Linked DNA regions of Mus musculus: regions 2 and 3 are each linked to region 1. Evidence: chromatin loops called from intact Hi-C (ENCODE). Cell type or tissue: left cerebral cortex. All regions are shown on one strand. Region 1 holds the start of Rap2b (RAP2B, member of RAS oncogene family). Region 2 has its middle 94 kb from the start of Gm40061. Region 3 has its middle 150 kb from the start of Arhgef26.

The links. A loop is a pair of places that touch in the nucleus more often than their neighbours do. Peaks named below come from ENCODE experiments on the same cell type or tissue, not always from the same donor. Only the 100,000 strongest peaks of a DNase experiment are listed, where the experiment ranks them.
Region 2: a loop joins it to region 1, with 2.2 times the contacts of the local background. A loop is called at or near these places in 3 of 42 quality-filtered maps.
Region 3: it touches region 1 in a loop (5-fold over the local background); 5 of 42 quality-filtered maps call a loop at or near these places.

What each region holds. Positions count from the first base shown.
Region 1 is chr3:61,360,657-61,368,656 of GRCm38, reverse strand. Rap2b (RAP2B, member of RAS oncogene family) reads right to left here and starts at 4,150. Exons shown (of 1, transcript NM_028712.4): 1 at 1-4,150. The coding sequence starts at 3,600. The coding sequence ends at 3,049. In left cerebral cortex, no CTCF peak of the experiment used is centred here; DNase peaks (open chromatin) are centred at 3,557, 4,133, 4,842, 5,592 and 3 more places; H3K4me3 peaks cover 5,857 bases; H3K27ac peaks cover 3,259 bases.
Region 2 is chr3:61,481,928-61,489,927 of GRCm38, reverse strand. No RefSeq gene overlaps it. Among named protein-coding and RNA genes, the nearest start is that of Gm40061, 94 kb to the right of the region's middle. In left cerebral cortex, no CTCF peak of the experiment used is centred here; DNase peaks (open chromatin) are centred at 2,926, 3,792, 6,045 and 6,463; H3K27ac peaks cover 1,791 bases.
Region 3 is chr3:62,189,472-62,197,471 of GRCm38, reverse strand. No RefSeq gene overlaps it. Among named protein-coding and RNA genes, the nearest start is that of Arhgef26, 150 kb to the left of the region's middle. In left cerebral cortex, a CTCF peak has its summit at 4,753; DNase peaks (open chromatin) are centred at 2,837 and 4,778.

The sequences.
Region 1 (8,000 bases):
CCACCTGACTCAGTTCCTTTAGCAGTTAAACCAGCCTGACTTTTGCCCTGAAACAAATGCTTGTATTGCCTCACAGCACAACACTAGATGAAGTTCTTCCTAGCCAAATAAACTGTCACCCTTAACATTACCTTCTTAAAGCAAGAAAGCAAAAACAAAAAGGCCAAGAGACAAATGTCTATGTTGCCATGAAAATAACAGTCGCAAGCCAAACAACTCAGGGCTCCATTTTCCTGCAGCAGCTTTAATTGTACAATCCAAAAGCATTTATTTTACAGTACTCAGTAGAAACATGTTTTCAAAAGCCTGCCCTGCCTTCCATGACCTCTGGGAAGCCTCTGGAGAGGTGATTAATGCACCAACAATCTAGATCACTGTCCACCTTCAAGTATTTTCTGAGCTATATACTTGGCAACACTTTTGTTCAAAGCCTTCCAAATCATGAGAAGAGGGCCACCATAAGCATTTTTTTAAAAAGCAACCCCTCCAACAGTGCTTGACACATCTTCAAAATGCGTCAACACTTTAAATGTGCAACACTTTCATCGACCTAAGCAAATACACTCGTTCAAATGTTAAGAATGAATTCTTGTAAAAACATTATTTTTCAATTTGTATACTTGGAAGCAGAATCACATCTGACACTAATGGAGATGTGAGATCCGAGTTGGAGAATAAACAAAGGCCAGGACAGGCAAAATGTTCTTCCTGCCCACGAAATGATGAGATGCAACTTGGATGGAGAAAAAAAAAAATTAAGGCAATATATATTGTTATAGCTTTAAAGAAACCTGTGATCTCTTTTGGCTTTGCCAAGGGAGTAAATTCCTTAGTTAAGACTCTTCAGACATCAGCTTTGCCTCAGGAACCTGTGGTATTATATCTTATAGATACTTTGTTATTCTGTAAAGATTATTGTACTGGAGAGCCCAAGCAAAATACAAATAAAACACCAACACACATTGCCTCCTACTTTTAAAAACTGTTGTGGGCAAATAGAAGGAGAGCAAGGGAATCCTCTTCGTCTTGTTTACTTTTTGTTCTCAATCTTTGATTTGGTTCCAAATAAAAACTTTGGAAGGGTTGAAATAACGGCTAGAATAATTGTATTCCATCCATACGTTGTAGAGGGCAGGGTGTGTGAGATCAAAGTTAAGATCACTTCTGACTCGGTGTGGGACATAAACAGACAACATCAAACCAAGACAAATAGAAAGTGCCCCTGTTAGTTATTCTGCCAGGTCCACTTTGCTTTCCCAGGCCTAAGAGGGTGTTACTAGCTGGGGGTGGGGGGGGAGTCGGGGAGGGGGGGACTTGCCCCTTTGCTATCAACAGTAAAGTTCATTACTCTTCTTCAGCAGAGCAGTGCTTCCTCATCTGGACAGTCAGATGCCCTGGCCATACCCTGTGAGTCTTAGGCCTTGATACTTTTCTCCACTTTTAAAGACTTGGAAACATTGTTACCCAATTTTTCATAGAAATAATCCTATCTTCAAATTTTGACACATAACTCAAAAGGCATCATGGACCTGGCCCGATCCACCTCCCCGCCTGGCACCATATTCACGGAGACTGTAAATCACTGAATATGAAACACAAAACCACAAATAGTTTGGGGTTTCTTTAAAAATGACAGTTGTATTAAAAGTCTTAAAATGAAGAGACAGTGACTAAATGAGTGGAATTAAAAGTTACAACTTGTTAAAATTCTTTTGGTACATCACAATAAAATTTTGCTCTTTGCCTCTGGAGGAACACCCTGTAACAGATAACAGACATTTCGAAAACAACAGAAAAGGAGAGCTAAAACCTGAAATTAGAACAAAATGAAGGGGGAAAAAATTCAAGACTTATGGACTTAACATTGAAAAAAAAAGCTAAAATTAATGAAGCAATTCACGGAATAACAGGTCCTATTCATCCTGGCTCTTTCAGGAAGATGCTTAAAGTAGTTTTGGGGAAAGCAGAACAGCAGATTCTGGGACATGGTGGGAATTCACAGGTTGGCACCGGCTGGAACAGCTGAGTTTGAAGGCACTCTGCAGACACAGGGGTGCTGGGCGCCCTGAATCACATTTACGAAGTCTTTGTATTGTATTTTTAAAAGCTAGTCAGCAAAATCTGTCACTGCCAACCACAAAAAAAAAAAAAAAAAAAAAAAAAAGCTATACTTACACTCATACACACACACACACACAATAGCACACACAAAAAATGTGCAGATTTGTAACATTTTTCACAGCTGATTAAAAAAAAATACTACCATTCTCCCCCCAGACTCCCCTTTGATACAGTAGGTAATCAAAATAGATTTTTTTTCCCCACAAATATCAGCAGACACTTCCTGGCACCCCACACTGTATTGGCATCAGTGTTAAACAGTCCCAGTTCACATGTGCAATACTTCAGATTGGATACACTGTAACAAGAACCCAACTTTGCATAGACATCCTCAGAATCGTAATCAGTCCCTGGGTTGCCCTTCCAAGCTGGCAGAAAAGGAACCCCTGGTCTTAATTTCTAAATAATCCTGGAAAACAAGGAAAAAAAGTTTCGTCCCCTCTTCTGGCTCCTTCATATGATTTTCTTGGACCTCTTTCCTTGTGTTAAAACTTGGAACTATGAACAGTTGCTCAGGGGAACCCTCCCCCACTGCCTCCTTCCCCTTCACTTCCTCTGCTTCGCCACCCCCATTTTTTTTTTTTCAGGTTTGAAACTTTTGCTTGCCGGTGTCAAGCAGCCAATACAGAGCCTTAATGGCTATTTAAACGGGGAAATATGCATGAACCAAAATCAACGAGGAACGTACACGCTGTATAGAGCCATTTTTCCACCGGGGTCTCAGATGCTCTGCAACGTACACCCTCTCAGACCCTGGCTGAAGGCTGGGGATGCTGGCTACACAAGTCAGCCAGGTTCCTCGGACATCCCAGCCAAGACAACAAAGTCGTCTCCAATCTCAAAGCAAGAAGACAATCACATTAAGAGAATCGGGTGCGTTTGGCTTTGTGCACAGAGCGTGGCCAGCGCCCGGCGGCAGACGGCGCCTCACAGGATCACGCAGGCCGAGCAGCAGCCCTCGTCGCCGTTGGGCTGTGCCGCGTAGTTCATCTGCCTCACGATCTCTGCGAATAGCTCATCCACTGAGGCTTTGTTTTTGGCCGATGTCTCCATGAAGGGGCAGCTCCACTCCTCGGCCAGGGCCTTACCCTCGCCATAGGAGACCTCACGTTCACCCTCCAAGTCCACCTTGTTGCCTACCAGGATCATGGGTACGCGCTCGTACCGCTTCACGCGGATGATCTGGTCCCGCATGGGCTTGATGTCCTGGAAGCTCTGCTGGTTGACCAGGCTGTAGACGAGAATGAAGCCCTGGCCATTCTTGATGTACAGGTCCCGCATTGAGGCGAACTGCTCCGTGCCCGCGGTGTCCAAGATCTCCAGCACCGACGGCGACGAGTCCACCTCGATCTCCTTGCGGTAAAAGTCCTCGATGGTCGGGTCGTACTTCTCGATGAAGGAACCTGTTACGAACTGCACGGTGAGCGCGGACTTGCCCACGCCGCCCGAGCCCAGTACCACCACTTTGTACTCTCTCATGGCTCCGTCGGCGCCCTCGTCGCGCCTGCCGCGGCCCCGTCGGGGCTGCGCGCCGGGGAAGGCTGGGCTGGGCGGACGGGTGGACTTCTCCCCTTCCTCAACTTCGCAGGAAAAACCCCGGCGAGACTAGCCCGGTAGCACGGGCTCGCCAACAGACTAGCAGAGCCCCGCGCCAGGCCGACCGGCAGCGGGGGCGCGTCCCTAGGGCGCGGGTCCCGGGCCCCGCAGCAGCCCTGTCGGAGGACCCTGAGGACAATGCGCGCAGCCGGAGCAAGACAACGGCTGGAGCTCTTCGCCCCGGCAGCCTGGGAGGGCCGGGAGGAGGTGGCGGCTGGTTGCAGAGGCGGCTGCTAATTGGGCGTCCGGCTGAGACACGCGTGGCATGAGTCCCCGCGGAACGTGCGTCCAGCTCCGCGACCCATCACTCTCTCTCCTCTGTCTCCCGCAGCCTCCGCTGGGCGAGGGCTTCCTACTCGCCGCGCGCAGCCCAGCCCTCCCCGCCCAGCCGAGCATGCCCAGTACGTCGCCCGCGGTGCCCCGCCCGAACTCCGCTCCAGCTTTTCCGCCGCATCGGGAGGGGGCGTGACAGAGGGTGTGGCAAACAGGGGCTGGGCGGGGCAGGGCGGGGCGGCGCGAATCTTGGAACTGGGCAGTCTTGCTTGTGTGTGCTTGTAAGTGGAAAGCTCGCCAAACCGAAGTCACCTCGGTCGGGGCTGTGCGGCTGCCGGCCTCCTATGGGGACAGCAGGCAGCAGCTGGCTGCGACCTCTTCGTCGGCTTGCGCTGTTAAAGGATAGACACTTGTCCCCGAACTCAGGCTGCTGCGCGCCTCTCAGGATCGTACACTTGCAGGGCATTTTTCAGGCCCCGGAAGGTAGCAGAGGTTCGTGCTCCCACTTGGCCCGGTGTTCCTCAGTTTCCCACGAAGAACTCGACCTGAGTCCCTGTCCGGACAAGGAGTTAGGGCTGGGAATCTGTGGAGAGCTGCAGCCTTCAGGGCAAGAGTTGCGGGGTCATCCTACGTCTCCCCCCTCCCCAACACCCCTTTGGTTAGAGCCAAAATATGGCTTGTGGATCGAGCCCCGTGGCTCCCGCACCGAGTCAGGGCATGCTCAGTCGGAGGAGCAGGTTTGGGGCTTGCAAGTAGGAAGGTTTCGCACCGCACACCCACACGCCAGCTCAAATTACCTCTCCCAGACTCCCAACTCATTGGCCCCAGGATGTGAGTCTCACACCCCCAAATGTTTTTCCATTGGCTGTTGCTGAGGTTTTGTCGCTTTAGACAGCTTCATTGGCTGCAAAGTCGCCTCCGCTCAGGATTGGTTATTTATAGAGATTGAGTGGAGAGGCGGAGGCCCAGCTGTTCCTTCTCCACTGCTCCCCGCCCCCTTCCACCCACTGCCCGGGCCTGTGCATCTGAAGCTGAGAGGGGAAAAGAAGGAATTTAGGTGGAGTGCTCCAAACTAAATATAGTCCTTTGTTGGTGTTCAGGAGGGAGTCTGACTTCTTTAAGCCCAGTCACGACCGTCCCTTAAAGAGAGCAACTAGAGCTCATTGCTGCTCCCCGTCTTTAAGAAACCCTGAAGTTCCTAACTTGATCTTAGCAGGAAGAAGGCTGGGATGAGCAATGAGCCACCGCAAGTTCGTGGCATCAGGGGAGGTGGGGCTGCCCGGGCTTGCCTCTTCCCAAAGCTCTGTTTGGTGGGGAGGGCAGTCTCAAGACTTGGCTCCGCTCAGTTGCACGGCGATGTGAGGTGACGCCTGGACTTGTCCCGAGTCTCTCTAGATCCTTGCTAGGAGAGATGTCGAGACCTGTCTGTGTACTGCACTGGCAGCGGGAGCCCGGGGGCACAGAGGGGTGGGGATCGGCTTTGTGTCGAGTCAACCAGGGTTAAGTAGCCAGGCTTGCTATCCCCCTGCCACTAGCCTCTGCTTTAAACGTCCTCACGGAAGGAAGAACCGAGCAGTGTTGCTTTTGGTTCCAAGTCACAGCGGTACTTAGGGCTCCATTTGGGAGTGAACCTGCTCCAGATTCTTGGCTGCGGCCCCGAGTGTCCACAGCCGCAAGTACCTGCCAGCAGAGCCAGGCAGAACCTCAGTATAATCCTGTGCCTTACTAAGGTGAAGTGCTTTCTCTCTGCCTTGGCTCTGCCTTTTAGTGGAGGAAGGGTTTTCATGGTCGACTACTGACTGCTTCGATATAATTATGCTTATATAATTCTTCAGAGAATTATCTCTGAAGCAAAACTTTAATATAGCCGGCTAGAACCCTGCCAACATTCTGCCAGTGTTTAATGCCTGCCAAGTGTTTTGCATGCACTATCTCAATTACCCCTTATAATAATAATTACTTATATGCCCATTTTAAAGATGAAGAAACTGAGGCTCCCAGGTGTTCAATAGCTTGCCTAAGAGTGGCAGAGCCAGGATTACAACCTAGGTGTTTGATTGTATAGCACTCAAAGGGCTAGTGTGCTTTCCCACAAAATTATCCCCAGCTTTTCTTCTCATGTAGAATTTCGTAATATAATCAGAGATGGACCCTCTGCTATGACCGTGCTTTGCACTCTTCTTGTGGAGATGACATCTCTCTGGAAGGCGCTTCCTCATCTACATTATGGCTCCAAGGGATGGAGACTCTGAAATATTTTTCTGTGTGGTGCCAAGCCCACCTCCAGGATCTTTTGGGGGACTCCCAACTCACCCATCTCCAGTTAATAATTCTTTGTTGGGCTGTGTGCTTTATTGAGGTGCTGTGGGCTCACAAAGGTGTGTTTCTTAGTAACATGAAAGAAAATGCTTCCAGCTTATATGTGTAGTCTGTCATTTCAAACTTTGGACCTCGCTCAGTGACGGCTTGGGTCATTGAACGAGTCCAGGGAGCTTCCTAACCTTAGTTTGTCTATCTATAAAATAGTGATTATGAAATTGGCCCTGCCCGCAGGACAGTACTAGGTACCTTGAACAGCAGTGCCCTCTCTTTACAGCAGAAAGGTGAGCAGAGTCAGAGCCTTGGTGTTCTGGCTGCTCTCTGCAGCAGTTTGGTGCATTCCAGGGAGATAATAATGACCAGACAGTGGATAGATAGTAACACCCATTAAAGCCATTGTGCACGAGGTATTTATCAACTACTACCCTGCCTGAGCAACGGGACAGCCCCATCTAGAAGAGATATCCATGTAGACAAGTAGACCATACTACCGAAGCTTGATGGCTTTTTCTTTCTTTTTTATTTTTTTAAGATGTATTTATTATTATATGTAAGTACACTGTAACTGTCTTCAGACACCAGAAGAAGGCTTCTTCAACAACAGAAAAAAAAAAAAAGTTGCCATTTGAAAACATTCTATTTGGCATTTTTTTAGTAGCAGTTTTTAAACTATATCCCAATTATTTCCCTCAAATAAGATATACACAGGGAATTATGATTTAATATGAAGCCACGGCCCAAAAATTTTAGGAGGGGTGCCAGAGACTGAACCATTGTTTACTGTGATAATTAAGTGGCATACCATTGAACTATGTACTCAGCAATGTATGTGTATGTATGTGTTGAGAGTAGCTAGGCTAACAGGCCTGGATTGCTTAACTTAGCTTAAAGCATACATATTTTAAAGTTAATCACTTCCTTATATCATAGTTTTGTTTGTTTTGATTTTTTAATGAGTCATTATCTGCCCCATGGTATAAGGATTTATAGAACTAAGTCTGATTACCCTAACCACCATGTAAAACGTTAGAAGGCATTACCACACCTGGTTTATCTTAGAGCCTCCAATGGTTCATGATATTTATTATGATAAGAGACCCTCAATAAATATCCATCAGTACATAGGTAAATTGTTGCTCTTATGAGCTCTATCTGTGGTAGAAGGTTTTGATAATCCTTGATAAGCCATAGCAACTCCTTGGTCCAAAGAATATATATATATAGTTATATATCCTAATGGCCAAGTCTCTGAGTCCTGAAAATGCTGGAGAAATGACAACCAAGAAACCACACTGTCTTGAGTGACTACATAGAAATAATGCTGCCCTCAAGAGAGGCATTCAAGCTTCAGAGGGCAAATGCCCTCTGTGAAGAAGACACTGTCTTCTGATAATGTGAAAAGGAAAACAGCCTAAAGGAATTCACATAAGGGCAGCCTAGCTTTAAACAGATGCCCATACTTGATCTCCCCATTCACAGGACAGTTGCTAGGTCCCTTGCGAGATGTAGCTCTGGGCCTGCAAGGAAAGCAGGGATGCTACAAGGTGATGCTAAAGCTCTCAAGCAGAAAACTGCTCAGTTACACAGCCCATCTGTACAAAGGAGCTGATTTAACTGTGTCTGTAGATCTCCCAGAGCTAACTGCAGGTACACAAATCATTCTAAACTCTCCTCATTTAGAAAATCCCCAG
Region 2 (8,000 bases), 120 kb before region 1:
TTGCAGACCCCTTCAGCTCCTTGGCAGACCCAGCATTCTAAGGAGCAGTAAGTTTGTGGGATGAAAAATCCCACTGTCAGAAGGAGGCTACTTTCCTGTGAACTGTACATCACAGACGTCCTTGAGATCTCATAAGCATCGAGGTTATTGTCACTACTTACGGTTGCAAAGAAGAATCAGATGGAAAGTCCCTATTGTTAACACAACACAAGCTTTGAAGTAAGACTAGAGGTGAGCTGGGTATTCCCTCTCCACTGATGGCTTTATCTTGACCAGAGGCATTATGCATGCTGTAAGGGAAGACTTGTCACTAGATGTCCTGCTGTATTAGGTATCCTTCATGCTATTCCAGGCAAGCTATACACACTGTTACAATCATGTGTGTGCTGTGGGTGCGAATAACTGTGTCCTGGATAGATTTAATGTCCCTTTATAGGAAGGAACCCAGGCTTGAGACTATAAGACAAAATCCTCCAGCTAGGGAAATCACAGTCCTCAGTGGGAAGGCAATTGTTATAGGCATGTGATTGGATGCCAAATTGCCTTCTAAACATTTATGCTTACAGATTACTAAGGCTGTCTACTTCAATCACAGATGGAAACTTTGGTTCTATATTGACAGCAGCTACTGATATATTAATGACCAGTCAAGCTCTTAAGAATAAATGACTGGGGCTGGTGAGATGGCTCAGTGGGTAAGAGCACCCGACTGCTCTTCCGAAGGTCTGAAGTTCAAATCCCAGCAACCACATGGTGGCTCAACCATCTGTAACAAGATCTGACGCCCTCTTCTGGAGTGTCTGAAGACAGCTACAGTGTACTTACATATAATAAATAAATCTTTAAAAAAAAAAAAAAGAATAAATGACTGATGTTGTGCCATAGCAAGCCACTGCCCAGACACAAAGAGAAGAAAATTATCAGATGTGTACATCACCAACTCCAAAAACCTCAGGCAACATCCAGTAAGAGGGAGTGAAAGAACTCTGGCAGGCCACAGAACAGAAATGCCAAGAGAAAGGATATTATATTGTATGACTAATTCCTTCCTTGGGGAAGGAAGAAGGAAGAAAATAAAGGAAGGCTTAAAATATTGGAAGGACTCAGAAACAATATTCTCAAGTTCCTTCCTAAGTTTATAGAGTCAATAGTCACATGCTAAGGAGTAGGGTCTGTCTGTTAGAGCCCACTGTAAGCTGTGCAGAGAGCTCCAGCCACTCGGCTTTTGTGAGCTATATGGTGCTGGATGGCCTTTTCAATGAGGCAGCTGCATCTGAGTTGCTACGCTCCTGAAATTAACCCCTCATCTATATCTTGCTAATCATACCAGTGAATGCAAGACTCACCAAGCAAGACTTATTTGGAACCACTTCTTTAGATTCTCACCGGTGCCTTATCTGAGATGAACAATTACTTGCCAACATCTCCCCTGGAAGTCACACAGCAGGTATGTACTGTTTAATTTATACAGTTATCCAGAAGCTAAATATCCCACTGCACAAAACATACTCCCTGCATTCCACCTGAAACCTTTTCCAAAGATAACTAACTACTAATAGTGTTTCTATTAGTCACATCTATAATATATATATATATATATATATATATATATATATATATATATATATATATATATACATACATACCAGGGCTCAAGGTACTGTTTTCTTGGCTGTCATTAGAAAGCGATAGAGATAATGTCAATGACAGATATTATTAGGATTCATTTTATTACTACTTTTTAAAAGACCATTAGTGTTTAGTTTCATGCTAAGTCTCTAGGTTAAATGGTCGTCAGATTTCTGCTCCTGCAACAAAATAGCCAAGAAAACAACTTCAGAAGATGGCTTTACTGTGGCTCAGTGTACAGTTTCAGAGACTTTAATCTATAATTGGCTTTTTCCCTACCATGAGACCATGGCGAGGCAGACTCTCATGGCAGAACATAATTACTCAACTCGTGGTAGCCAGGAAGCAGAGAAAGAGAGAGACAGACACAGACATTACCCAAGATTTAGTAGAAAGGACATGCCCCTGTGACGTCACACTTAACCCCACCTCTCATTCCCATCACATTCCAATAATGCTGTCATATTGTTATTCCATGACTACACCGATCAATTGATTAAGTCAGACTCCTTGTGACCCCATTGCCTCCTCATCAGATCTATTCACTGGGAGCTCAGGCTTTACCACCATATACAAGCCATTTTACAATGCTAACTAAAATTCCTCAGATGCCAACAGGCACACTTTGTAAATGAACCTGAGGAAAATAGACTTGATCTTCAAAATAATTGCAACTTAGTATTTCATGTTAAAACAAATAAGCATTATTATTTGTTAATTTAGGCTGAAGCCTTAGGAAAAAATTATTCTTTTTATATATTGCCATACAAATGACACCAGCTGCCTGAAGAAACAGAAGAAAAGGAGAAATTTGAGCAAATCATTTTTGTTTGTTTGTTTTTAATTTGTTAGACGCTACAGATTTACACTAGTCAACTGAAACAGTTTTAACATTTAGAAGCTTGATAATACACTTATTAAATTTTCTTTATATTGCCTGCGTGGTTTTAACACAAGTCAATTTCTAAAAGGAAATGTTTGCAGTCCAATGTTCTTACGAACACCCAGGAAAAAGGGATTATTGAAATGAGTGGAGCCAGGAACAGTGAGAATAACAACAATCACACAGAATTCAGCTGCCTCACCCCATTTACTGTGCAGCCTTGATCTCACATGATATTTGGTTTTTAATGAATGCAAGACCAGCCAGTGATTTGCTAAAATTCCCTGATGTATAAATGCCAAAGGCTCTGCACGAGCAGCGGGCCCAGTCAGCGTTATTCACAAGCTCAGCCTTCCAGGCCTTTTGCCTTTAGCTACTGTTTAATACCAGCTGTTTGTCCTTTCTCTTCCTCCTGCTTCTCTACCTCCTCCAGGTCTGCTTTAAAATCTACCCCCACAGAACCAAGAATCCTTCTCAGTTGCCTTAGCAACTCTCTAACATAGGATGGCTCCCAGCTTCTGAGGCTAGTTCCACCACATCCTTCAATTAATTAGTTAAGCTAAGCTTTTGATGAAGAGTCAGATATTCCTTAGGCCTATAATCATGAATTGGATGGCCAAAGTTTGCTTATCGAGCCACATACTTCCTGTGTGCATCCTCAGGCTGTCTCTCTCCAAGGTCCCTTTCCAATAGAAGAACGAAGGGCTGCAATGTTATGACAACCCATTTTTTTATTGGATATCTTATTTATTTACATTTGAAATGTTATCCTCTTTCCTGATTTCCCCTCCGGAAATTCCCCATCTATTCCCCTCATCTGCTGCTTCTATGAGGGTGGTCACCCATGCATCCATTCCCACCTTACTACCCTGGCACTCCCACCTTACTTCTACACTGGGGCATTAAGCCTTCACAGAATCAAGGGCCTTTCCTCCCATTGATGCCGAAAAGGCCATACTCTGCTGGAGCCATAGGTCCCTCTGTATGTACTCCTTTGATTCGTGGTTTAATCCCTGAAAGCTCTGGAGGGTCTGGTTGGCTGATATTGTTGTTCTTCCTATGAGATTGCAAACCCCTTCAGCTTCTTCAGTCCTTTCTCTAAGTCCTCCATTGGGTTTCCTGTGCTCAGTCCATTGGTTGGCTGCGAGTATCTGCCTCTGTATTTGTCAGACTCTGGCAGAGCCTCTCAGGAAATAGCTATCAGGCTCCCTCTCCATTTTCTGTCAATACTGCCTTGAAGATTTACTTTGGTAAAATGTCTCCTGGTTGTTCTGGCCATTTGGCATCTTCTAAAGCTTGGCAGAATTCCTTAGTTGGCAGCATTGAGGTTGGTATGTTTTTCTCCTTCAGGTCCTCTCTGAGATTCAAAATGTTCATGTTTTTAAGCAAAATACCACCCAGGCCAGGCTGTGTTTATGTGTTCAGAGAAATTCATCTCAGACCTACCTTTCCACCCAGGTGCTGCTGCTCTACAGTGAGAGTGCTGATGGCCAGGCAAGGTCAAAGTGAGCCCTTCATCTGACCTGACTCAGGACCAGGCCAGATGGAAGTGCCTGATTCCTCACATTTAAGAAAATGTTTTCTTACTTTGAAAAAGACATGTGGGAACAAATTTTTGCTAGTAGAGTTTGTCAATTTATTGAGTTCTGGCTATAGAATATACATAATATCATAAGGTGTAGGTGAGCTAAAAAAAATTTTACTTGCATAAAATATGGTCATTAAACATTTTACACTATTGTAAACTTAGCTAAACTCAAAGAAGCTTGACTGTTTTAACATTTTTACAGAAGAAAAATTAATTAAATATATATGCAATATTTTCTCTTGAACCCAGCCAGGCTTATTTTGTTGTTGTTGTTGTTGTTGTTGTTGTTGTTATCATTATCATTATTATACATTTACAGTGAACACTAAGGTAAATCAGCAAACAGAATTGATAGGACCAAAGCTAAGTAAGGGTGATGAAAATAAGTTTTTCTACCTGCATTTAGAGTAGAGAAGATGACTGAGCCTGCTTGTTCAGTAGCTATAGGCTCCACTGTGGCAAAACTTCTAGCTCTGTGGGTAAGGATGCATGTCTGACATGGCATAAGTCTATAGATCAGAGGATAACTTGCAAGAATAGCTTCTTTCCTTCCACTTTGTGGGTCCTTGTGATTAAATTCAGGACCTCATGTTGGTTGAAAGGACTTTTATCTTCTAAGCCATCTCTCTAGAATCGTTTACTGTCATTTTTAAACTGAGCACTTCAGCTGTACTCATAAAACCTTTATAGGCAACTGAACAATAATGGATTCAATGAGAAGCTATGACCATGCAGGGTTTATTAACTTATTTTTAAAGCCATAAGCTCACGGGATGAAAGAGTTTGGGGGCACAAAATGTTAATGGCAACACTCAAGAGGCTGAGGCAGGAGGGTCACTGGCTAGATAGCTAAACCCTCTTCAACAAAAACAAGTCCATATTGTTGGCATTAGAAGCAGCTTTACAGTCAGCCTTGGAATCCAGAGATGATGTCAGCCCTAGGTGCCAAGGACCCTTTTGCATCTGTTGCCATGGCAGCCACCACAGACTCCTGGCATACATCTCACCTGCGCCTGTCATTCATTATCTGGCATCTATGTCATGACCCAAATAAAAGACTGAAACCTCGACCCCTCTCCCCTTTTCTCCCTCATTCTCCTCTTCCTCGATTTCTCCCTCTCCCCCCACCCAATAAAAAAAAATCCTCTTCTTGTGGAACTGTGCTGGCCTGGCGTGATGTGTCTGGAAAAGAACCACCTTCGAACTAACACTTATGCCTGTGAACAATTAAGTGTTTCGTTTTATCTAGGACCAAACCCACAGCTTCACTCATGTGAGGCAAAGGCTATAGCACTAAACTATACAATCCCATTCCCATGTTATTTTACTGTGTCCTAGAGCTAAAAGTAGTCATATATCCAACACGGATTAAATATTTAAAAAAGTAAACACTGACTTGGAACATATTACAAACAGGTGTGTAGTTCATCTGTTAGCTCAAAACCCGTACTTCAATCTACTGACTTAACAGTTCAAAGCATGTCACAAAGAAGTGCTATTGAAAATTACAAAATAGTCAAGTGTCCCTCTAGGACATTAGAGATTATTTCAGCAACTATAGCAGCCCTCCTGTCATGAAGCTGCTTCCTTCACATTAAGGAAATTCACTTGTATTTTTAGATACTCATAATTATCCCCCATCCTCCTATTATGTAACATCATTACAAGAATAGATTTCTGTGGCAATAAAACAATGTTTACTGCTTCTTTATCAGCCTGCCATGCAGAATTATTTTAAAAGTCCAGTCTCTTGTTAACATGTACTTATTCATAGTGCCAATTTACTGCCAAAAAACACATTAATCTGGGCCTAACTCAAGTCACTGCTTATAATTTGTCCTGTTAAGTTTTCTGTGAAGGGAGAGATTAGCAGGCTCCTCTCTTTCATAAAACACAGCATGACGATAGCTAGCTTTATTTTTTTAAGGGCAAGCAAGGCTCCCTCCTTGCTACTTTAGTTTTCTCCTTGGAGGAAAATAGTTTTTTACTTCTCCCCTACAGGATAAATAAACTCCATTGTATTTGCTGGAAATCCTATCTAATTTAGCCCAGAACAGCTTGTTGAGGACATATTCAGAGGACTTTGCAATTTTTCTGACATTAAGAGCGATGAATCTATATCTCATTAAGAGCTATTTTTGCCTTCCTCACTTACTTTCTCAATATCCTTGCAAAAGGAAGCTTCTCTCTCACCCAAACAAACTTGTGCGCCGCCACTTTCTCCTGTGGAAGGGTTTTTGTTATTGAAGATTGAACAGCTAGTGTTTTCTTTTCTCAAAGTGAATTATCTTCATCAAGCAACCTTAAAGAATTTTTAGAGGCTCTGCTTCTTTTAATGAGATCGTTTTTCCTCTCTCATTTGGAATAAGCCCGAATCTTGCCATCTTTGAATCATTGACCTAGTTACTCAGGCCTCCAGCCAATGTCCCTGCTTGCTCTTTATGTTTCCCACTCTGTATCAAATCCCTTAGGAAGCCCTTCAAAGACACGGAGTGTGGTCCATGCCAGCACCTTCTTTCCCAAGAATGCATACTTCCATATGCTTTCCGACATGGTGTCCTTCACTATATATCCCAAGTGAGTCTGCAAAATCTGAGTCAGACTTGTCATTTTCTCAGCTTGAGATAGGCCAATGGTTTCTTTTCAAGCTTAAAAAATACTGCAAAATCTTAACCATGGTTTGCATGACTGGATCCATCACCCAGTCCTTTCCAGCTTCACAGAGTCTTTCTCCCAGCGAGCTTGGCCACAATGGATTCCATAGCTTTCATCTCTTGCCTCAGAATCTGAGGCTTTGGAGCTTCTACATGCTGCTGGTCCTGCTTATTCCTTCCCTGCAGCAAATTGTGATCAATCAAGACACTCCTAAGAATAGCAGACATGCTCTACAGCTTCCCCCGCCCCCACTATGCATAACGTTTCACATAACACCTATTACTACAAACAGCAGAGTTTGTTTTTCTCTTTCTTACTCAGATAGGAATTTTCTGCACCAAGGTGCCTTGCTCATTTCATTGTATCCTCTACTTTATATGAATCTAAAACAGAGTAAGCATTCAGTTGTTCCAAGATGGATTTCACTTAGAGAAGCAACTCAATAAAATTTTCTCTTCATTAGTGTCTTCCTTATTTATATAATCTTTCTTAGAAAAAAAAATAACAAAGTCTTTCTGGTTTCCACAATAACATTTGTTGGCATGGCTAAGAGAAGCAGGATCCTGGCCACATTTGGAAAACTCTATGCAATCGATGTGTTAAAAAATAATGTGAAATCATGAATTTTGCCTAAAAGCAAGTCATATAACCTCTTATATAATAAGTTAATTTCCATTGCTTAAATAAGTCCATATGTTAAAATTACCCACTTGTAAGTAAAACTTTGAAAACATCTTCGATTTTGCAATTTCTCTCTTTGATAGTTTAAAATTCAGTAATCATGTAATTTTTCCTCACTAACATAGATACTCCATGCCACATCCAAGCACTGATGAATGCTATTCACAAATAATTCAGATAGTTTTCTTTTTCTAGCAGGGTCCATCTATAAGTCCTAGAGAAAGTAGCAGACAGAGGATGATAGGCAGCATATGCCCTAAAACTCTAGAAATACTGCTCAAAAATTCTAGGCATGCTGAAGCTTATTTTATTTCACTTGAATTAATCAATTTGGTGTGTGAACTTAAAGCATTTTAATGAGGCTTTCAACACAATTAAGGAAATTGTGGTGACTTTTTCACTACCATAAGCATAGTGACATTAGTCCCACTCAGCTTTACTAAGAATTTCCAATGAAATAATACCAGTGCCATGGCAATGAATGTAGAGTCAGTAGTCTTTAAAAGACAACTTAGTGGACTACTTTGAACACTATTAGCAAGCAGACATACTACGTTCGAGAGT
Region 3 (8,000 bases), 830 kb before region 1:
AGTCCAGTGCCTTGAGGCTTTTCTATAGTGGCAGATTATGCATGTCTGGTTGGAAAAAAGGCGAGTCTGAGAGACAAAGGGGCAGACAGACTAAAGAGAACTGTAGTCTCTAGAAACCCATCTTGTCTAGTGTGACAGTTCACTTCATGGCTAAAGAGGACATATTTAATCATGTGATGAGATTCTGTGATGTCTTCTCATGCCAAGAATTTATTCTAAACTCTATATTTTGATCTTTTTTAGTTTTTTTTCCCAGAAAGCTAACAGTTCAAATATTGTCTGCCATTAGCCTTTAGAACATAAAAGGTTAGTTTACACTAACCTTTAGCACTCTCATACTCTGCAGGGAAATGGAAAACACAGTCTCAAGAGTTATGCCTCTGCCTGTTTAGTAAGGCTCTAGTTTAAACTTATTTAAAAGCGAACTTTTCATTTTGAACACAGTAAGAATTGAGGAAAGTCTTTGAACTAGATTTCATATAGTCCATGTTTAAATTTAGGATGTTAAAGTACAGGATACCAGCAGCCCAGCAAAGAATAAAAACCTCCTGCACAGATCAGTCAGCTTAGGGCTCTGCTGGTGAGGGTCAAGATGAAACCAGGTACTAACAGCCCAGAGTTTCACAGCCTCCACACAGAGCACACATTAGTGGGGCTGATTTTTTTGCAGTGGAGCTATTTCATGAACCATAGAAAGTTTATCTGCACCCCTGGTGTCTGCCCACTAGAAACCATTATCTCATGTCCTGCTTTCCCAGGTATGACCAAAAAAATGCCACTAGACTTTGAAAAATACCTCTGACTGAGAGCTTTCTAGTACTAGTTAATTTCCTATTTTTTTTCTATGAATTTCAGATAAGATGGCATAGAGAAACCTTTGGAATCTGGGATACAAGCATTTCTTTGGGCTTCTGAGATGATATGAGGAGAAGGAAAACTCACTAGTTAATGAGCATTTGTACATAGCAGATGCACATGGTATTTTTAGGTAAAATTTGGTTTCTCATGTTGGTATGTAGGTTGCAGCTACATTGATGTTCTTACAAAATGAGCCTTTATGCCCTTGTTTTTATTTCATGGGAAATATTTTTATTCAAAGCACAAATGCAAGGAGTGGAGAACAAGACACGTACTACAATGGAAATTAAAGACAAAAATGTAAATGTTTTTATTTAAAGTAAACATTCAAGAAGTGGGTTATAAGGCATGTATTGAAATTAAAGGCAAATTTTAAAACGGGAATGAGTTGTATCATGACTAGTGCTGTCCTCAGATTCTCTGTAGTTACAGACACTTTCATGTGGCTTTTTCACCCCAATGGAAGCATATGGGAAATGTTCTGCATATTAAGCAGTGTACTTTTTGGAGAATTAAGTCCGTACCATATTTAATATTTTTAGATACAGAAATTAAAATGTAGAGGGGCCAAGTGTCTTATCCAAGATTGTGTATAGTTACTGTACAATTACTATTAGAGCTTTTATGAGTCTTTTTTCAAATTTTGTGTTCTTTATTTTGTTTCTCACACTGTAATGGACAGAACTATCTCTGAAAAAATTGGTGAATAGAGCAGCGTTTTATCTTTCCTTTCTTTTCTGTATGTCTGGACCATTCTTCTCCTTTCTTCTGGCAATGTTCTTCTCAAATATTGGATAACCAGAGCTCTTGCTTTGTTTATATATGAGCATCTAGAAATATACCTCTTATCACCCAAGGCTGCTCAGTGATCAACCAGAAGAATGAGCATGTAGAGATGGCAGCAGTGTAGAGTAGGGATGTCCCTGTCACATGTTATTGAGTTAGTCCATTCATGCTGAGGACTAACCTGGATAGTGGTAATATGCAGGGGACAGAGCTCAAGCCCAGGGTTGTACTCCGAGTGGCCTTGGAAATTTCAAACTTTAACTCTGCAAGTCCAATAACTGGAAGGTTCAACTGCTACTGGAAAGATCCAATTTCCTGTGATATTCTTAAAATCTTTTAAACGAGGGAAACAAACAAACAAACCCACCCAACAGGAGCTACACATTTTGGTCTGTGGTGTCTTTGAAATACTTAACATCTTTTCTTTCCATGTCCCATTTGTCCTTCTTTTCTTCCTCACTCTGATTTTTGTTTGTTTGTTTCGCTTATGAAGTTCAAACTGGCTTCAAACTTTTGGTCTTCCTTCCCTTCCTCTTCCATGACTTAAGGTTACAGATATAAGCCACCAAACCTGATATTATGTTTTTATTTGACTCCACAGTACTAAAACATCCCTAGATAACTGGGGAGACCAGCTGCTAGTATTTTTTCCCTTCTAGATAAATATTAAAGTATCTTTTCTTTTTTTAGCTTGTATTGTTATTATTCTCTTTCACTGACCCTAGAGATGCAGTTTGTAAAAGTAATGCTAATTCCAGTCATCTAAATTATCATTTGCCATTTATGCCAAATTGCTGTATAATACTGCTGTATACTGATTATACATGCCATTAGATAAGGGTCATGGTAGCCTTGTTTCCTTCATTATGTCACTAAATTGCAGTCATGATTCCTAGAGCTTCTAGGATATTGTGACCATTTTATAACTTACAAAGTAAGATGTAGAGAAATTTGGGAGAAGACATCTCTTCCTCCTAGCCTCAGTTTAACTATGAAATTGAGAGCATTTGTCTGACTGCCATCTTCGGGTCTCTAAAATTACTTCTTGGATCTCACACTATAAATTTTCTTCACAAATTCATCCTTTTGATACATCTAAAAAGCAACTCTTTTTTTTTCTTTCTAAAATGTGCCCTAAAAAGTCTAAAACTTGGCAAGCATGCTTAACAGGTTCAATCAAGGAAGACTGGGCAGAATTCTTGTAAAGCCAGATGTCCAGGGTGCATGCTGCCAGATAGTGCCCCAAAATATGACTGAGAAGATACACCCACAAACTCACAACATCAAGGCTGTCTGGATACAGTAGCATAATTATAATACCAGTTAATAGTCCAACAGAAGTTCCATACCTACATGGATGGCTACAGTTCCATACCTACGTGGATGGCTACAGATAATCGTTCCCGAGAGGGTGAGAATCAGTTTCTGTCAAGGATAAGCACCCATAAAAGTTGTTCAGCTGTGAACACATACACATATGAGCAACACAAAAAAGACTCAGTAGGTTGTATATGTATGTGAATACACACATGTGTGCGTGTAGCAATAGTCATTAAAGAACAGATCATGAATTAGTAAGAGTAGACATGGCAAGAGTTTGAGAGGTTGGATGCAAAGACCAGAATGATGTAGACACTTATGTATGAAGTCTACTCCAAAAATTTAAATAAAAAATGAAAAAAAGCTTACATTTCCTTCTGAATTAGTCTTTTTCCCCTACAGTTTCTGTCTTCATACATCTGTATAATTTTTGTAAACAAAAGGATACCACTATCTCAGCTTCACAGAGGTGAAATCTTAAAGGATATACCTACACATTGGTGGTCCTGCCTTCATATCTAGCATTTATGTTTTTTTAAGAACAAAAACATTTTCTATACTTTTTAATTTACTTCAATTTTGTTGTCAAACAACTATGTTGTACAATTATTTTTCAAAAGAAAATATTCTTTTGCACTGAAATATTCCTTGAATATATTAATGCTTAAGTAACTACTTCACTAAATTAAATATCCCTTTGGCTATTATCTTTAGCAAATTCATGCAAAGGTGTAAAGTTTTGATCATCATTTTTTAATATAACCACACACTCATTATCTTATAACTATTGTGTGTTAACAAGTAGCCTGTGTGCAAAATACTGTGTGTATTTTGTGTGCAAAAGAACTGCTGACTTTTGGAGTGCTTCATGATGGAGTTGAGAGAAAAAATTGCTTCCATTCTTAGTTTTAGACACACAGTGTTCTGAGAACATTCTGGAGAGGTTTGTTAGTAGGACACCTTATCTAGTACATGTAAGGCCCTGGGTCAGTACCATCATTGAAAAGGAAAATGGCCTTATCCTTATTTTCCCTGTCAGTAAGCTTTGATTTAATTTGCAAACATCCTTTCTATATGATTTAGCCAGAAATATAATAGTCGCTGATATCAGCCCTCACTTAGACTGTTCGCCAATCTTAAGTCCATTTTCCTCTTTTTAAATGCTTTATACAGTGCTTCATAATGCTCTGTGGAAGTCAGGTTTTCTTGGTGCTCCATATTTTGTGTGCAAAAGAACTGCTGACTTTTGGAGTGCTTCATGATGGAGCTGAGAGAAAATTGCTTCCATTCTTAGTTTTGGACACACAGTGTTCTGAGAACATTCTGGAGACGTTTGTGGAAACTGCTGTTAAACCAGGGATCCCAACTGCCATTCCATGGCTTCTGTCTGCCCTGTGAAGACTGCTATAGTTTTGATGTGGAGCTAGACTCAGGAGTTCTATTATTAAAAGACATGAAAATAAGAAAGGAAGGCAGGCTAAAGTTGGGCCCCGGCTAAGATTTCTTCCTATGTTTGACAAAGTTTTTGAAAAGTGAAATTTCACTTTTTAAAAAAGCTTAACACTTTTAAATGCTTTTTTTGCATTTCCTTTTCCTGAAGTGGGTTTCACACCTGTTTGTCTCTCTTAATTACCAGGAAAAGTGCCCAAAATGGAGAAAATATGACCTTAAGTGCTGATCCCTTGTGTTCAATGAGCAGAGATCACAATAACCATTTCCTGTCAGCTTTGCTGGCCAAGTTTTAGATTTTCAAAAGAAACTATTCATGACCTAGATTGCAATCATAAAATTCACCACTAGACAGAGCTGTTTGCCTTATTTTAAAACACTGCCTATTTTCAGGTTCTGCTAGAACATAAGAGCTGATGGAGAAAGGAAGCAAGCCGAATCTGTACATTGTCTGTCATGGTATGGGTGCTCTTGATGTCCTTGTGCTGCTGGTATATAATTTCCAGGTTGTTACTGTTGGTGTCAGTAGGGATGTTTTGACACTGGTGACAAACTTTCACCCACCACCAGGAAAATTTCAGTAGTTAATAAGGCATAATCAGCAAATTATGCAATTTTCTCATTCCTTTACATTATGGTAGATAAAGTCAGATGGATACACTAAATTCTGATCTTTTCATCTGGACAGTTCATACTGTGGAAAATTTGTCCTCTGCTATTTTCTGTGAAAACATTCTAATTTATAAAAAGAAAATAGAGGTTGGGGATATGGGAAGGTTTTAAAAATGTGTTATAAGCTCAATAATTCTTTACAAATATATGGGCTATACTGAAAAAGTTATGACCCAGTGTAGGTGAATGCCAGGGAAGGGAGTCAGGAGTGGGTGGGGGCTTGGGGAGAGCACCCTCATAGAAGCAGGGGAAGGGGGGATGGAATAGGGGGTTTCTGGAGGGGAAACTGGGAAAGGGAACAACATTTGAAATGTAAATAAAGAAAATATCCAAGAAAAGAATTCTATAGTCTAAATTAATCATTAGCCCAACCAACAAAGTGTTGAATTTTGGTGGTTTTCTTAGAACAGGTTCCTCTGAGGAAGGCTTTGGGCAGAAGGCCAATACAGCACCAACTTAAACAGTGAAGGGCAGAACCAGTGACTTTACTGGATAGCATTTGTTTTCACAGGGTTTCAGTTACAATGAGCTCTCCATTTTTGCAGTCTGGGTGCAGAAGAAGCATTTGCAGTGAGTAGGAATTGTGAATGGTACATTTGAAACACGTAAGCGTCTTCTGAAAAGAAACTAGTAGATTCATTTGATGTTTGACTTTACCGGAACCAAGTCATAGTCATGTGTACCCAGGCTGCTGTAATCCAGAGAAATATAGATAATGCCATTCCTCCTTGATTCTTTTCCAGATCTCCAGATAACCAGGCAATAAAACAAAGTGTAATTTATCAGAACTCGGCCAGTGACAGAGAACCCGGTTACTGCAGTGTTCATAGTAACCCAGAAAGAAGTTGGGCATACTTTAACTTTAGGGATTTGGTATCTGAAATATGGTGGACTAGATGGCTTTTCAAGATGGATAATTGAGATAGAAGTAGAAGGTACTCTACCCAACTCATTTATGAAGCCAATATTACTCTGATACCTAAACCACAGAAAGATCCAACAAAGATAGAGAACTTCAGACCAATTTCTCTTATGAATATCGATGCAAAAATCCTCAATAAAATTCTTGCTAACCGAATCCAAGAACACATTAAAGCAATCATCCATCCTGACCAAGTAGGTTTTATTCCAGGGATGCAGGGATGGTTTAATATACGAAAATCCATCAATGTAATCCATTATATAAACAAACTCAAAGACAAAAACCACAAGATCATCTCTTTAGATGCAGAAAAAGCATTTGACAAGATCCAACACCCATTCATGATAAAAGTTTTGGAAAGATCAGGAATTCAAGGCCCATACCTAAACATGATAAAAGCAATCTACAGCAAACCAGTAGCCAACATCAAAGTAAATGGAGAGAAGCTGGAAGCAATCCCACTAAAATCAGGGACTAGACAAGGCTGCCCACTTTCTCCCTACCTTTTCAACATAGTACTTGAAGTATTAGCCAGAGCAATTCGACAACAAAAGGAGATCAAGGGGATACAAATTGGAAAAGAGGAAGTCAAAATATCACTTTTTGCAGATGATATGATAGTATATATAAGTGACCCTAAAAATTCCACCAGAGAACTCCTAAACCTGATAAACAGCTTCAGTGAAGTAGCTGGATATAAAATTAACTCAAACAAGTCAATGGCCTTTCTCTACACAAAGAATAAACATGCTGAGAAAGAAATTAGGGAAACAACACCCTTCTCAATAGTCACAAATAATATAAAATATCTCGGCGTGACTCTAACTAAGGAAGTGAAAGATCTGTATGATAAAAACTTCAAGTCTCTGAAGAAAGAAATTAAAGATGATCTCAGAAGATGGAAAGATCTCCCATGCTCATGGATTGGCAGAATCAACATTGTAAAAATGGCTATCGTGCCAAAAGCAATCTACAGATTCAATGCAATCCCCATCAAAATTCCAACTCAATTCTTCAACGAATTAGAAGGAGCAATTTGCAAATTCATCTGGAATAACAAAAAACCGAGGATAGCAAAAACTCTTCTAAAGGATAAAAGAACCTTTGGTGGAATCACCATGCCTGACCTAAAGCTTTACTACAGAGCAATTGTGATAAAAACTGCATGGTACTGGTATAGAGACAGACAAGTAGACCAATGGAACAGAATTGAAGACCCAGAAATGAACCCACACACCTATGGTCACTTGATCTTCGACAAGGGAGCTAAAACCATCCAGTGGAAGAAAGACAGCATTTTCAACAATTGGTGCTGGCACAACTGGTTGTTATCATGTAGAAGAATGCGAATCGATCCATACTTATCTCCTTGTACTAAGGTCAAATCTAAGTGGATCAAGGAACTTCACATAAAACCAGAGACACTGAAACTTATAGAAGAGTAAGTGGGGAAAAGCCTTGAAGATATGGGCACAGGGGAAAAATTCCTGAACAGAACAGCAATGGCTTGTGCTGTAAGATCGAGAATTGACAAATGGGACCTAATGAAACTCCAAAGTTTCTGCAAGGCAAAAGACACCGTCAATAAGACAAAAAGACCACCAACAGATTGGGAAAGGATCTTTACCTATCCTAAATCAGATAGGGGACTAATATCCAACATATATAAAGAACTCAAGAAGGTGGACTTCAGAAAATCAAATAACCCCATTAAAAGATGGGGCTCAGAACTGAACAAAGAATTCTCACCTGAGGAATACCGAATGGCAGAGAAGCACCTGAAAAAATGTTCAACATCCTTAATCATCAGGGAAATGCAAATCAAAACAACCCTGAGATTCCACCTCACACCAGTCAGAATGGCTAAGATCAAAAATTCAGGTGACAGCAGATGCTGGCGTGGATGTGGAGAAAGAGGAACACTCCTCCATTTTTGGTGGGATTGCAGGCTTGTACAACCACTCTGGAAATCAGTCTGGCGGTTCCTCAGAAA